Regions from separate parts of the Homo sapiens genome. Here all the other regions are linked to region 1. Evidence: chromatin contacts called from ENCODE Hi-C or POLR2A ChIA-PET data. All regions are on one chromosome and are shown on one strand. The core of a region is the stretch at or near the end of the contact, and the rest is flanking DNA. Distances in the headings are between cores, read along the strand shown.

Region 1 (2,948 bases), core at 284-2,783:
GATAGTTCTGTGTTTTGAATCATACAGCCTATAAGAATGTGTCTTCTGGACGATAGACCTACCTGTAGTTTATGAAACCCTCTTGCATGTGATTTTTTTCAATTAAATGAGTCTATTGATATATTGGTGTGCTTTTGTGCAAAAATTATAACCATTAGGGGCTCCCACCTGTAATCCCAGCACTTTGGAAGACTGAGGCAGTTGGATCACCTGAGGTCAGGAGTTCGAGACCAGCCTGACCAACACGGAGAAACCCCATCTCTACTAAAAATACAAAATTAGCCGGGCATGGTGGCGGATGCTTGTAATCCCAGCTACTCGGGAGGCCGAGGCAGGAGAATCGCTTGAACCTGGGAGGGAGAGGTTGCAGTGAGCTGAGATCGTGCCATTGCACTTAAGCCTGGGCAACAAGAGTGAAACTCTGTCTCAAAAAAAAATTATAACTATTATCTATGATGCTATTTGATGAGTGAGGGAATAATTGTACTTTTTTCTTTTTTTTTCAAAATCACACTGATCCTGAAAAGGTGGATCTTTGATTTATCTTCCTAAAGCAGTGTATGTGAGAACCTTGTGTTGAGGAAGACTGATAACAGCTTGTATGTATTTAGCACGATGTGCCAGGCCTGGTGTTAAGTACTTTTTACCTCACTTCCCATATTCCTAATGAGGTTGGTTGTAGTGTTTTTCATCTTACTGATTTTTTTTTGTTTGTTTTTGTTTTGTTTTGTTTTTGGCTAATGACTTTAAAAGACCTCCAGTTCTTGAACTTCAGCTAGGGTCCCATCCCCAGAGTTTATCAGAAGGTATAGGTTGGGTCCAAGAATTCACAGGTTTTTTAAGTTCATAGTGAAGCTGATGCTGTAAAACTACATATCAAATTGGGAAGCAATGAATTAGAAGAGGCTCATGTTTTCGTCATGTTACATGTAAGTTCCTCCTTCACTTTTCGCCATGAATAAAAGTTCCCTGTGGCCTCACCAGAAGCAGATACGGGCACCATGCTTCCTGTACAGCCAGCAGAAAGGTAGCTAATTACATCTCTTTTCTTTATATGTTAGAAAAATTAGAAGGACATTCAATGTTTTACAAAAAGGCCCACAAACGAAATACAGACAACGTTCAATTTATTAATACGTTTCAATCCCCAAATCTGAGAGAGGTGAAGCAGGTTTCCCAGGGCCTCAGAAGCAGGATTGAAGAATGGGTCCCTTGCTGGCGACTTCAGTGGCGTGGCATTGTCCCAGGTGGCCATGGAAATCAGGGTGCATACCCTTTAAAAGCAGCTGTGGCCTCCGAGATATCGTTTTCCCAGTCTTTTCTCCCCCTCCCTGCACGACGCCTCTTGGCAGACATCCGGGAGAACCCGAAAGGCGCTCGTTGCCTGGTTGGATGCAGGGTACAAACTACGTTACCCAGAAATCTGTGCCCAGCTCATTGTTAGCCGGCGTGCAGCCAATGACAGCCCAGAAACTGGGCGTTTCCTGCTGCTCTGGGCTGCAGGGGCGAGACTTCTGGCGTCGCCGTCGTGACGTATTTTTCCTATGCCCGGTCCGTGCATTCTGGTTGTGAAGGCTGAGTTCTAGAGATCGGGTCGGCTTTCTACGCGGCTCTCGTGGAACCTAGCAAAGAAAGACAGTGAAGACTGCAGGACCTTCCTTCGCGCTTTTGTTACAATCCATGACCCCTGTCGTGGGACGGGCGGCCTCTCGCGGAGGTGTCTGCCGGGGCTGGGCTCTTACCGAGGCCTCCACACACGTCCTCTTGTCCTTGTCTCCCCCAGAAGCAGCCGCCTTAGTCTTGTGAGCGTTTTTACACCGGGTAGATTGAGACTTGGAGTGCTACACTCAGCCCGAGGGCGTCCAGCGCGGTGGAGGCGTGGGGTTTCGGCTGAGCCCACAGGGCACAGACTGTTCATCCGCTTCTCATGGCAGCGGCGGTGCTGATGGACCGGGTTCAGGTGAGTGGGGGCATCCCTCAAGCGCACCCCGGCCTGGTTGGTGTGTCCTGGGATGTTCGCTCTCATCGCGCACTTCAGGGTGCTCACTCCGTCGCATTATGTGGAGGGGTTCCGCTCCCCTCATCAGTGGCATAAGGTGTGGAACGGACTCGAAGGCGCAGGGGCAGTTCGTACAAATGCATGCATGGAGAGGAGAATGAGTTTGGGGAGTTCCGGGAACTCTCTGTGCCTGGTGAGAACAGGGACTAGGGGGTCAGAGGTAGGCCTGGAATGGCCGCCCGAGGAGCTGGTCCTCTCTTCTGAGGGTGCTGGGAGTCATGCAAGGTTTGGTACAGAGAAGGGAGGTCCTCTGACGCAGTTCTTAAAAGGCTCCCTCTGGCTGCAGAGTGGGTAGACTAGGGATTATAGGGTAGACGGGGAGATCAAGATGAAGTCTACTGAAATAGTCCAGGTGAGCGTTGATGGTCTGGGCCAGAGTGGTGGCAGCAGAGGTTAGAGAATGTATGGGTTTTGGGTTTTGTATGTATTTTATAAGGAAGGCTGACCAGATTCTCTGATGAGACATAGTGATGATATCCTGGGATTCTTCACATGACTGTCTTCACTTGAGACAGGGGGCAGTGAATGGAGGTCATTTCTAGTTTAGTGTCCTGAATCCAGGCCATGAGTTGTATGGAGTTATGTGGAGAAGTCCCCACCTGGCGACCAATGGGATGAGTACTGCAAAAGTATATCAGACCTAGGAACAGGTACGCTCAAATGCTTGTAGGATTGAGTTTGGAGCGCTCAGGGAATCTCAGGTCTTAATTACCTTTGTTGGAAACAGGTATCAGAGGAAGGAGTTAGGCAGGAATGGCTGGCCGAGGTGTCTTGAGTGTGGTAAAAGTCGTGGGAGATTTGGAGCAGAGGAGGGAGATGATCTGACTCAGATTTTAACATGCTCTCTCTGGCTTTCAGGTTGAGAACAGACTGTGAGCATGAGGGAGCA
Region 2 (2,948 bases), core at 204-2,703, 1.2 Mb after region 1:
AGGCTGTTCTTGAACTCCTGGGCTCAAGCAGATGATCCTCTTACCTTGACCTCCCGAAGTGCTGGGACTTACAGGTTTGTTCCACCATGCCAGCCCACAGGCTGTTTTTTAGGACTAGAAGACACTTCTCTCCCCTGTATCCTTCCCTTCTTCTACATGTGCAACCTCATTCCTGCGCTACAGCTCTCTCTTTACCAGGTGGATGGCACCTATACACCTACAGCCTGGGCATCAGCATCACTGCTGGCGTCTCCCCCTACCCAACGCCAGCCCTTACTTCACCTTCTATTCTCTCATCTACTTCGATGTGGCTCCTCATTTGGGCCCCACCATCATTCCCCTCCCTGCTTGGAAGCCTCACTCCACCTAATCCTCCATGTCAACCTGTGCAGTCACTTGTATGGCTCAGCTCCCAGGCAGCACCCTCTCTCCCTACTCAGCCCCATCTTCTAAGCCCAACATCACACTACGCAATGCCCCATCTCAGCTTCCTGATTTAGCTGGGGTTGGAAGGGGATGGGGGAGCTTCGCAATGGGTGGGGGGGCGGCAAAGGCTCCAAGACTGCCGGAACAGGAGCCTGCAAGGAAGTCCCGAGACTCTGATTCCGCCCATCTTCAGATCACTGTGCCTTCGAGAACTTGTTTCCCCATTTGCAAGTGGGGCTGACCTCCCTCCTCGCGCTGTTCCTTCTGCAGCTGCGGCTTTAGGAAGGAATCTGCGTTTATGAAGGGGATGGCACCGCAGAATCATTCCCCCGTGGGTGGCATCGATTTCGAGGGCCGCCTCATCCTGGGGGCCAAGCCTCCACTCTTCAAGGTGCCAAGTCAACCTGAAACCCTGGGAGAGACTTGGGTCATAGCCAAGATGGCAGGTACCTACGGAGGGTCCCGAAATACACTTCCCAGAAGTCCAGGCGGCAACTTCCGCTCCAGGGTGCCAAGGTAGGTCCAGACGACGCCTAGGCAACCGGGGGCGGGGCTCCCAAAGCCTGTCGTCGTGGCAACGAGTAGTGATTGACAAGCCTCTCGCTCTAGCCCTGGGCGCTCCCGCAAGGACTGCCCGGATTCGTTCCCCGCGCTTCCGGTCTCACTGGGGAGCCGGAATCCCCGAGTCTGCAGCCACCGCCCCCGTCCACACGATAGCCCTCCCGGTTAAGAGGACCCCGCCCTCACCTCTGCGCTCAGCGGGCCGCTCCGCGCTCCTGAGCACGCGCAGTCTTCGACTTCCCCCTCCCGCTGGACTACGTCTCCCAGGATGCTCCGCGCACCAGCTCGAGCGCCTCCTTGCCCTTCCCCCACCCTCGTCCCCGTTTCTACACCCTCTCCTCCCTTCCCCTAGCGGTGGTCGCAATGATCAGGTCATACTCCTGGCCGCTTCTTCCCATGCTCCCCGCCTCGAATCCGTGCGTCGGCATGCGCAAGCCTCTCAGGTACAACAGACGGCAGCACCGCCTACCAGATCGCGCATGCCCCCCACCACGTTTTCCTCACTTCTCTACGGGCCTTCCTGAGATTAGCAGGATCCTGCACCAATCACGGCCGTCATTAGAACTCCGTCGGTGCCCCACCGCGTCTCCATGGCAACTCCCTACAGGAAGGGGCCTCTGCTACTTCCTAGACCGCAAAATGGAGAAAGGCTTGGCCCGATGCTTTCCGGCAGATGTAGTCAGCAGGCCCTTCGTGTGTACGTGCGCGCGCGGCGCGATGACGTTCCTCTGTGATCATGGGCGAGGGGCGGGCCCTGAACGTCTCCATGGTAACCTGGGGACACGACTCGACATCGCCTGGGTAACCCGGAGACGCGGCGGGCGTTGAAAATGCAATGGGGCATGTGGGATGAAGAGGTGGGGAAGGGTACTGGGGCAGAGAGATGCCGATCGATAGAAACAGCGAGGAGAGACGGAGAGAGACCAGAGACTCAAGGGCAAAGAGAGACGAAGGACCGGCGGGAGGAAGAGAGAGAGAGACAGAGAGACAGACTCACAGACTGGGAGGACCGGAGACTCGACGCGAGGAGAGACAGTGAAAATAAGTGAACAAACATAGAGACACGGGTCCAAGTTATAAGAGGGCTGAGTGGATCAGAGGGTCAGGGCCGGGCAAACAGGTGTCAGAACAGTTAGCAAGAGAGAGGCAGATCAGAAAGGGATGCAGATGAAAGAGACACAAAGAAGGAAACGCAGAATGGGTTCACAGAGACAAGAAATGCAGATATCCAGACTCAAGAGGTAGACAAGAAGGGAGAGGGACAGAAACAAGAAGGGAGAAAAGGGACAGAAATTAGAGATACAGTAAGATGGATTGACAGTTTTCGAAGACCTAGAGAAAGATGACAGCACGAAGAGAGACAGGGAGAATCCGAGGTAAAACTGTTAGGAAAACTTAGGAGTCCAGATGCTGTCCAGTTATATGCTACCCTGTACAGGTTGATAGGTTGCAAATGCTTTCTGTCCAGTGTATCGCTTTGTAGCTCACTAAGCAGTTTTGTATCCAACTTTGTGCTTTTATTTCAGTGTTTTTCTTTTTCTTTCTTTCTTTTTTTTTTTTTTTTTTTTGACGGAGTCTCGCTGTTGCCAGACTGGAGTGCAGTGGCACGATCTCGGCTCACTGCAACCTCCGTCTCCCAGGTTCAAGCGATTCTCCTGCCTCAGCCTCCCGAGTAGCTGGGACTGCAGGCTGCTCCACCACACCCGGCTGATTTTTGTATTTTTAGTAGAGATGGGGTTTTACCATGTTGGCCAGACTGGTCTTGACCTCCAGACCTCTGGTGATCCGCCCACCTCGGCCTCCCAAATTGCTGGAATTACAGGTGTGAGCCACCGCGGCCGGCCAGTGTTTATTCTTCCTTTCCTGTCTTCCTAGAATCATCTTGCTGCTTCCCTCAGTACGGTAAATAAATCTTTTGACACATGCTCACTGAGAGTCATGTTTTTAACTGTTTTGAAATT
Region 3 (2,948 bases), core at 266-2,765, 1.2 Mb after region 1:
AGACCCTGCTTCCCTCAGACAGGATTCTCCCCACTCAGACCCTGCTTCCCTCCTCAGGCAGGATTCTCCCCACACAGAACCTGCTTCCCTCCTCAGACAGGATTCTCCCCACACACACCCTGCTTCCCTCCTCAGACAGGATTCTCCCCACACACACCCTGCTTCCCTCCTCAGACAGGATTCTCCCCACACAGACGCTGCTTCCCTCCTCAGACAGGATTCTCCCCACACAGACCCTGCTTCCCTCCTCAGACAGGGTTCCCCTCCGCACACACACCCTCTTTCCCTCAGACAGGATTTTCCCCACACAAACCCTACTTTCCACCTCAGACAGGATTCTCCCCACATGGACCTGCTTCCTTCCCTCCTTGGGATTCCCCACTGTTGAGGTTCAGTTTCCCCATCTGGAAAAGCATCAAAGTCAGGGTAGCTGCTGACGAAAACATGGGGAGGGGATGCCTTGGGGGGCTGGGTGGGATTTCACAGACTCATTGCTCTTTAGCCTCTTGTGATTTATATATATGTGTATATATATATATATATTTTTTTTCTTGATGGGGGGTTGGGGGGCCCGGCGTGGTGGCTCACACCTGTAATTCCAGCACTTTGGGAGGCCAAAGTGGGTCTATCATCTGACGTCGGGAGTTCGAGACCAGCCTGGCCAACGTGGTGAAACCCCGTCTCTATTAAAAATACAAAAATTAGCCAGGCGTGATGGCAGGCCCCTGTAATCCCAGCTACTCGGGAGGCTGAGGCAGAAGAATCGCTTGAACCCGGGAGGCGGAGGTTGCAGCGAGCCGAGATCGTGCCACTGCACTCCAGCCTGGGCAACAGAGCAAAACTCCGTCTCAAAACAAACACAAAAACCTTTCTCTCCTCTTTTGAGATGGAGTTTCACTCTTTTCTCCCAGGCTGTAGTGCAATGGCACGATCTCGGCTCACTGCAACCTCCGCCTCCCGGGTTCAAGCGATTCTCCTGCCTCAGCCTCCCGAGTAGCTGGGATTACAGGCGCCTGCCACCACGCCCGGCTACTTTTTGTACTTTTAGTAGAGACGGGGTTTCACCACGTTGGCCAGGCTGCTCTCGAACTCCTGACTTAAGATCCAACCGCCTCGACCTCCCAAAGTGCTGGAATTACAGGCGTGAGCCGCCGCGCCCGGCCACATTTTTCTCCATCTGTGGTCTAGGCTGGCGTGCAGTGGCACAATCCCGCCTCACTGCTGCCTCGGCCTCCTGGGCTAAACGGAGCTTCCCGACTCGCCTAAGAAAGTGGTGGGATTACAGGTATGAGCCACGGCGCCCGGCTGTGATCTACATTTGATTCAGTCAAGTTTCTGTGTTTCTCAAGTTTAACTATAGCGTGGTTAAAATCCAAAAGTCAGCACCCGAGCTCACACAGGAGCTTCCTCCCTCTTGGGATGGAGACTCTCCTCCCCTCTCCCTGGACACAGCCCTTCACTCGGTCTTGGCCCCGCCTACTTCTCCATCGGCCCTGCCCCCTATCCCGAACTCTTAGTGACGCAGAGGCTGGAGACGACTCTACGGCGGCGAAGAGACGCGGGTTGAGGAAGAGGGACGGATTGCCCATGCGCTTGGGCGCACAGCGGCCCGCTTCTGTGTGGTCTGGAGGTGGAGCTGAGAGGGGAATCACACTCTATAAAGGTTCGCATACCCCACTGGCGGATTCAATTGCGGCAGTGACGTCACAGAGGCCCCGCCCCGCCCCCACAAGAGCCCCACCGACGTGGGGTTGGCGGTGGTGGAAGGACTAGGAGTTGGCGCGTGCGTACTGGCGGCCTCTCCCGCACCGACCGGCCTGGGCCCCGCCCCCGGGCGTGAGGCGCCCAATGCGCGTGCGCGGCGGCGTCGGCGCCAGTTATTTCTGTCCCGCCCCCCGGCCTCGGCTCTTTCTGCGAGCGGGCGCGCGGGCGAGCGGTTGTGCTTGTGCTTGTGGCGCGTGGTGCGGGTTTCGGCGGCGGCTGAGGAAGAAGCGCGGGCGGCGCCTTCGGGAGGCGAGCAGGCAGCAGTTGGCCGTGCCGTAGCAGCGTCCCGCGCGCGGCGGGCAGCGGCCCAGGAGGCGCGTGGCGGCGCTCGGCCTCGCGGCGGCGGCGGCGGCAGCGGCCCAGCAGTTGGCGGCGAGCGCGTCTGCGCCTGCGCGGCGGGCCCCGCGCCCCTCCTCCCCCCCTGGGCGCCCCCGGCGGCGTGTGAATGGCGGCCTCCGCGGCGGCAGCCTCGGCAGCAGCGGCCTCGGCCGCCTCTGGCAGCCCGGGCCCGGGCGAGGGCTCCGCTGGCGGCGAAAAGCGCTCCACCGCCCCTTCGGCCGCAGCCTCGGCCTCTGCCTCAGCCGCGGCGTCGTCGCCCGCGGGGGGCGGCGCCGAGGCGCTGGAGCTGCTGGAGCACTGCGGCGTGTGCAGAGAGCGCCTGCGACCCGAGAGGGAGCCCCGCCTGCTGCCCTGTTTGCACTCGGCCTGTAGTGCCTGCTTAGGGCCCGCGGCCCCCGCCGCCGCCAACAGCTCGGGGGACGGCGGGGCGGCGGGCGACGGCACCGGTAAGTACGAAGTGATCGGTGCCACCCCTCCCCCTACTCTCTGCCTTTGATTCCGACTGGGTGCAGAGATGAGGATGCCACCTGGGCGAGAGGATGGGGGCCCGGACAGGGCACGGGAAATACTTTCTGGGTCCTGCATACGAACGTGGGTTTGTGCTGGCCGCTGAGATGGGACATCTGACTAAAGTTGGAGAAAAGAAGGCTCGGGGAGGGGAGGGGCTGGTTCGCTGCGGGATAATGGTCGGGGGCCCACCCAGCAGGGGAATGGTGGGGGCCATAACCTGGGTGGGAACTTGTAACAGTCTCCCACATCCCTGCTTCTCGAAGTGGTGGACTGTCCCGTGTGCAAGCAACAGTGCTTCTCCAAAGACATCGTGGAGAATTATTTCATGCGTGATA
Region 4 (2,948 bases), core at 167-2,666, 1.0 Mb after region 1:
ATGAGAACAGATTACTAGTTGACAAAAAGAGGTTAACGGGGAGCAGAGGTAGGAGGGAAGGGTATGCGGCTCTGTAAGGGCAACACGGGGATCCTTCGTGATGGAAATATTCTGCATCTCAGTTGTGATATTGTACTCTAGTTTTTCTTTCTCTTCTCTTTTTTTGAGACAGAGTCTCGCTCTGTTGCCCAGGTTGGAGTGCAGTGGCGTGATGTGGGCTCACCGCGACCTCCGCCTCCTGGGTACAAGCGATTCTCCTGCCTGAGACTCCCGAGTAGCTGGGATTACAGGCACCAGCCTCCACACCCGCCTAATTTTTGTGTTTTCAGTACAGATGGGGTTTCACCATGTTGCTCAGGCTGGTCTTTAACTCCTGAGCTCAAGGGATCCACCCGCCTTGGCCTCCCAAAGTGCTGGGATTACAGACATGAGCCACCGCACCTGGCCTCTAGTTTTTCAAGATGCCACCTTTAGGGGAATTGGGTAAAGCGTACATAGGGTATGCATTACTTGTTACTGCATGTGAATTTATAATTACCTCAAATCAAAAGTTAAATTTTAAAAAAACGACATCTGATTTCAATAAAAATCCATATTTGTGTATTGAAGTATCAGAAATCCGGGTCCCCCAAGGGCCCATGTTTCTTAAGGCGGAGCCAGGCACCGCTGCCCCTCCATCCTGTGGTGTGCGACCCCGACCCGCCAGCCCCCAGCCGCATCTATCAGGGCTGCCGTCCTGAGTCCGTCCTCGTCGTGGGATAGCATGTGAGCCCCGTAAGGTCCTTCCTGTCGGCCTCACTGCTCCAGCCTCCCCGACGTCCTCACGTCCACGCTGCGTGCCCTTTCTGAGCCTCAACGCCTCCTCCTCACCTCGACATGATCAGAGCCACCTCCCGCGTCAGTCCCAGCGCCCACGCCCCCAACAACGGGCACTTGTCCGACCAGTCACGGGTACTTGTGTCTCCCCCACAACCCCCAAGGCCTAGGCTGGACAAACAAATACGGAGTGGATAAAGGGGAGGAAGCTGCGGCCAGGTGGCGCGAGGCCTGTGCGGGCAGCTCCGGAGGCTGGGAGGCGAGCCCAGCCTGGTGAGCTCCGAAACTACCCGGGGCTGGGGACTGATGAACGAATAAATGAATGTGGGAAGAAATGATGGCGCGGCAGGGCATGAGTGAATGAGTGAAAGAATAAACGAGCAGGAGGAACGATGCCACAGAACTGATCGCCATAAGGCTCGCGTTCACCGAGAGAACAGCAAACGGGAGCCATTTCCGTCCCGACCACGGTCGCCTCTGGCCCGTGCAGGGCCACTTCCGGGCCGCTCTGGACGGCGCGGAGGCCTATCTCTCGGTGGTCCCAGAGGGCCCAGCTCAGGGCCGAGGCCCGTCCTGCCCCGCGCGGCGGGAGTGGTTGGAGCCGGAGGGCGGATCTGTGCCTGGCCGAGGGTGTCCGTCGGCGTCACTCACCGTCCTCGGCCCGCCTCTGCGTCCACTAGGAGCGGCCTGAAAGAGGCCCGCACGCGGGCTCGAGCCGCGTGGAATGGTAGGAGGGCGGGCACCGGGTCTCCTGGGGGCGCGGTTGCATTCGGCAGAGCGGCCCAAGGCGTCGCGTTTCTCCCCACTGCGCCTGCGTAACTATGCCGCGGCTGCGGGCGCGCGCCTTCTGGTTCCCATGGGGACGGCGCCACAGCCAAGCTACTCGGGCGTCCTGCGTTGCCATGGATGCGCTCCGCCCCTTCCTGCACCCGGCCAGCCTCTGCGGCACACACCCAACAGCTACACAGGCGCCTGGGGCTGCCCGGGTCGCGGACGCAAGTCGGGCCAACGTAGCTTCTCCCTGGCGGTCCTCCTCCGGCCCCAGGCCGTCTTTACCACCCTGGAACCTTGCTGAGTTGACGCCACTGAGCTGCGTCTCACACCCACGCGCTGTGGAACACCCACCAAGCTGGAATCCACGCGGTTTTTAAAATAGAGTCGGGGGCCGGGCGCGGTGACTCACGCCTGTAATCCCAGCACTTTGGGAGGTCGAGGCGGGCGGATCACGAGGTCAGGAGATCGAGACCATCCTGGCTAACACGGAGAAACCCCGTCTCTACTAAAAATACAAAAAATTAGCCGGGCGTGGTGGCGGGCGCCTGTAGTCCCAGCTACTCGGGAGGCTGAGGCAGGAGAATCGCTTGAACCTGGGAGGCGGAGCTTGCAGTGAGCCGAGATCGCGACACTGCACTCCAGCCTGGGGCGACAGAACGAGACTCCGTCTCAAAAAAAAAAAAAAAAAATTGAGTCGGGATCTCAGAAGCTAAGCAGGGTCGGGCCTGGTTAGTACTTGGGAGACCGTCTGGGAACACCGAGTGCTGTTGGCTAAAATAAATAAATAAACCGGGCGCGGTGGCTCACGCCTGTAATCCCAGAACTTTGGGAGGCCGAGGCGGGCAGATCACGAGGTCAGGAGTTCGAGACCAGCCTGACCAACATGGTGAAACCCCGTCTCTACTGAAAATACAAAAATTAGGCTTGTTGGCGTGTGCCTATAATCCCAGCTACTCGGGAGGCTGAGGCAGGAGAATCGCTTGAACCGGGGAGGCAGAAGTTACAGTGAGCTGAGGTCGTGCCACTGCACACTCCAGCCTGGGTGACAGAGCAAGACTCCGTCTCAAAAAACAACATAGACCAGATGCTGTAAGCTAAAATAAATGAATAGCTAGAGACGGGGTCTCGCTATATGGCCCAGGCTGGTCTTGAACTTCTGGGCTCAAGTGATCCTCCCACCTTGGCCTCCCAAAGTGCTAGGATTACAGACCCGAGCCACTGCACCCGGCCTCCACGAGCTCTTTTTGTACCAATTTTTCCCAATTTGTACTAGGGAGCTCTCACCTCAGCCCAGGTGGTTTGGGCAGGTGTGGGTACATGGCCCAGGTCCACAGCACAGGGCAGTCCATCCCTCTGGC

The links. Hi-C counts contacts between places; a loop is a spot of excess contacts on that map. ChIA-PET counts read pairs that join two places held with the same protein, here RNA polymerase II (POLR2A). Pooled maps may share reads with other maps.
Region 2: a pooled map shows a loop between it and region 1 (7-fold over the local background). The contact joins the promoter of MZF1 here to the promoter of ZNF304 in region 1. A Hi-C loop is called at or near these places in 8 of 50 pooled maps.
Region 3: a pooled map shows a loop between it and region 1 (4-fold over the local background). The contact joins the promoter of TRIM28 here to the promoter of ZNF304 in region 1. A Hi-C loop is called at or near these places in 4 of 50 pooled maps.
Region 4: a pooled map shows a loop between it and region 1 (5-fold over the local background). The contact joins the promoter of ZNF497-AS1 here to the promoter of ZNF304 in region 1. A Hi-C loop is called at or near these places in 1 of 168 maps with a recorded cell type or tissue (naive thymus-derived CD4-positive, alpha-beta T cell), 1 of 37 single-sample maps with no recorded cell type and 10 of 50 pooled maps. POLR2A ChIA-PET finds 5 or more read pairs at or near these places in 1 of 52 experiments (MCF 10A).

What each region holds. Positions count from the first base shown.
Region 1 is chr19:57,349,738-57,352,685 of GRCh38, forward strand. ZNF304 (zinc finger protein 304) reads left to right here and starts at 1,534. Exons shown (of 3, transcript NM_020657.4): 1 at 1,534-1,960. The coding sequence starts at 1,928. RefSeq lists enhancers at 710-1,569, 1,527-1,616, 1,570-2,428, 1,767-1,836.
Region 2 is chr19:58,571,882-58,574,829 of GRCh38, forward strand. MZF1 (myeloid zinc finger 1) reads right to left here and starts at 1,454. Exons shown (of 6, transcript NM_198055.2): 1 at 1,174-1,454. MZF1-AS1 (MZF1 antisense RNA 1) reads left to right here. Exons shown (of 6, transcript NR_027334.2): 4 at 1-74; 5 at 697-942; 6 at 1,036-2,916. RefSeq lists enhancers at 159-1,020, 1,021-1,880, 1,249-1,338, 1,399-1,828.
Region 3 is chr19:58,542,549-58,545,496 of GRCh38, forward strand. TRIM28 (tripartite motif containing 28) reads left to right here and starts at 1,516. Exons shown (of 17, transcript NM_005762.3): 1 at 1,516-2,549; 2 at 2,877-2,948. The coding sequence starts at 2,210. It also overlaps the pseudogene RN7SL525P. RefSeq lists enhancers at 691-1,195, 1,347-1,656 and silencers at 1,777-1,986, 2,067-2,226, 2,247-2,536.
Region 4 is chr19:58,361,210-58,364,157 of GRCh38, forward strand. It overlaps ZNF497-AS1 (ZNF497 antisense RNA 1), which reads left to right and starts at 1,417. Exons shown (of 3, transcript NR_136527.1): 1 at 1,417-1,543. It overlaps ZNF497 (zinc finger protein 497), which reads right to left and starts at 1,542. Exons shown (of 3, transcript NM_198458.3): 1 at 1,468-1,542. It also overlaps the pseudogene RNA5SP473. RefSeq lists enhancers at 829-1,377, 1,107-1,236.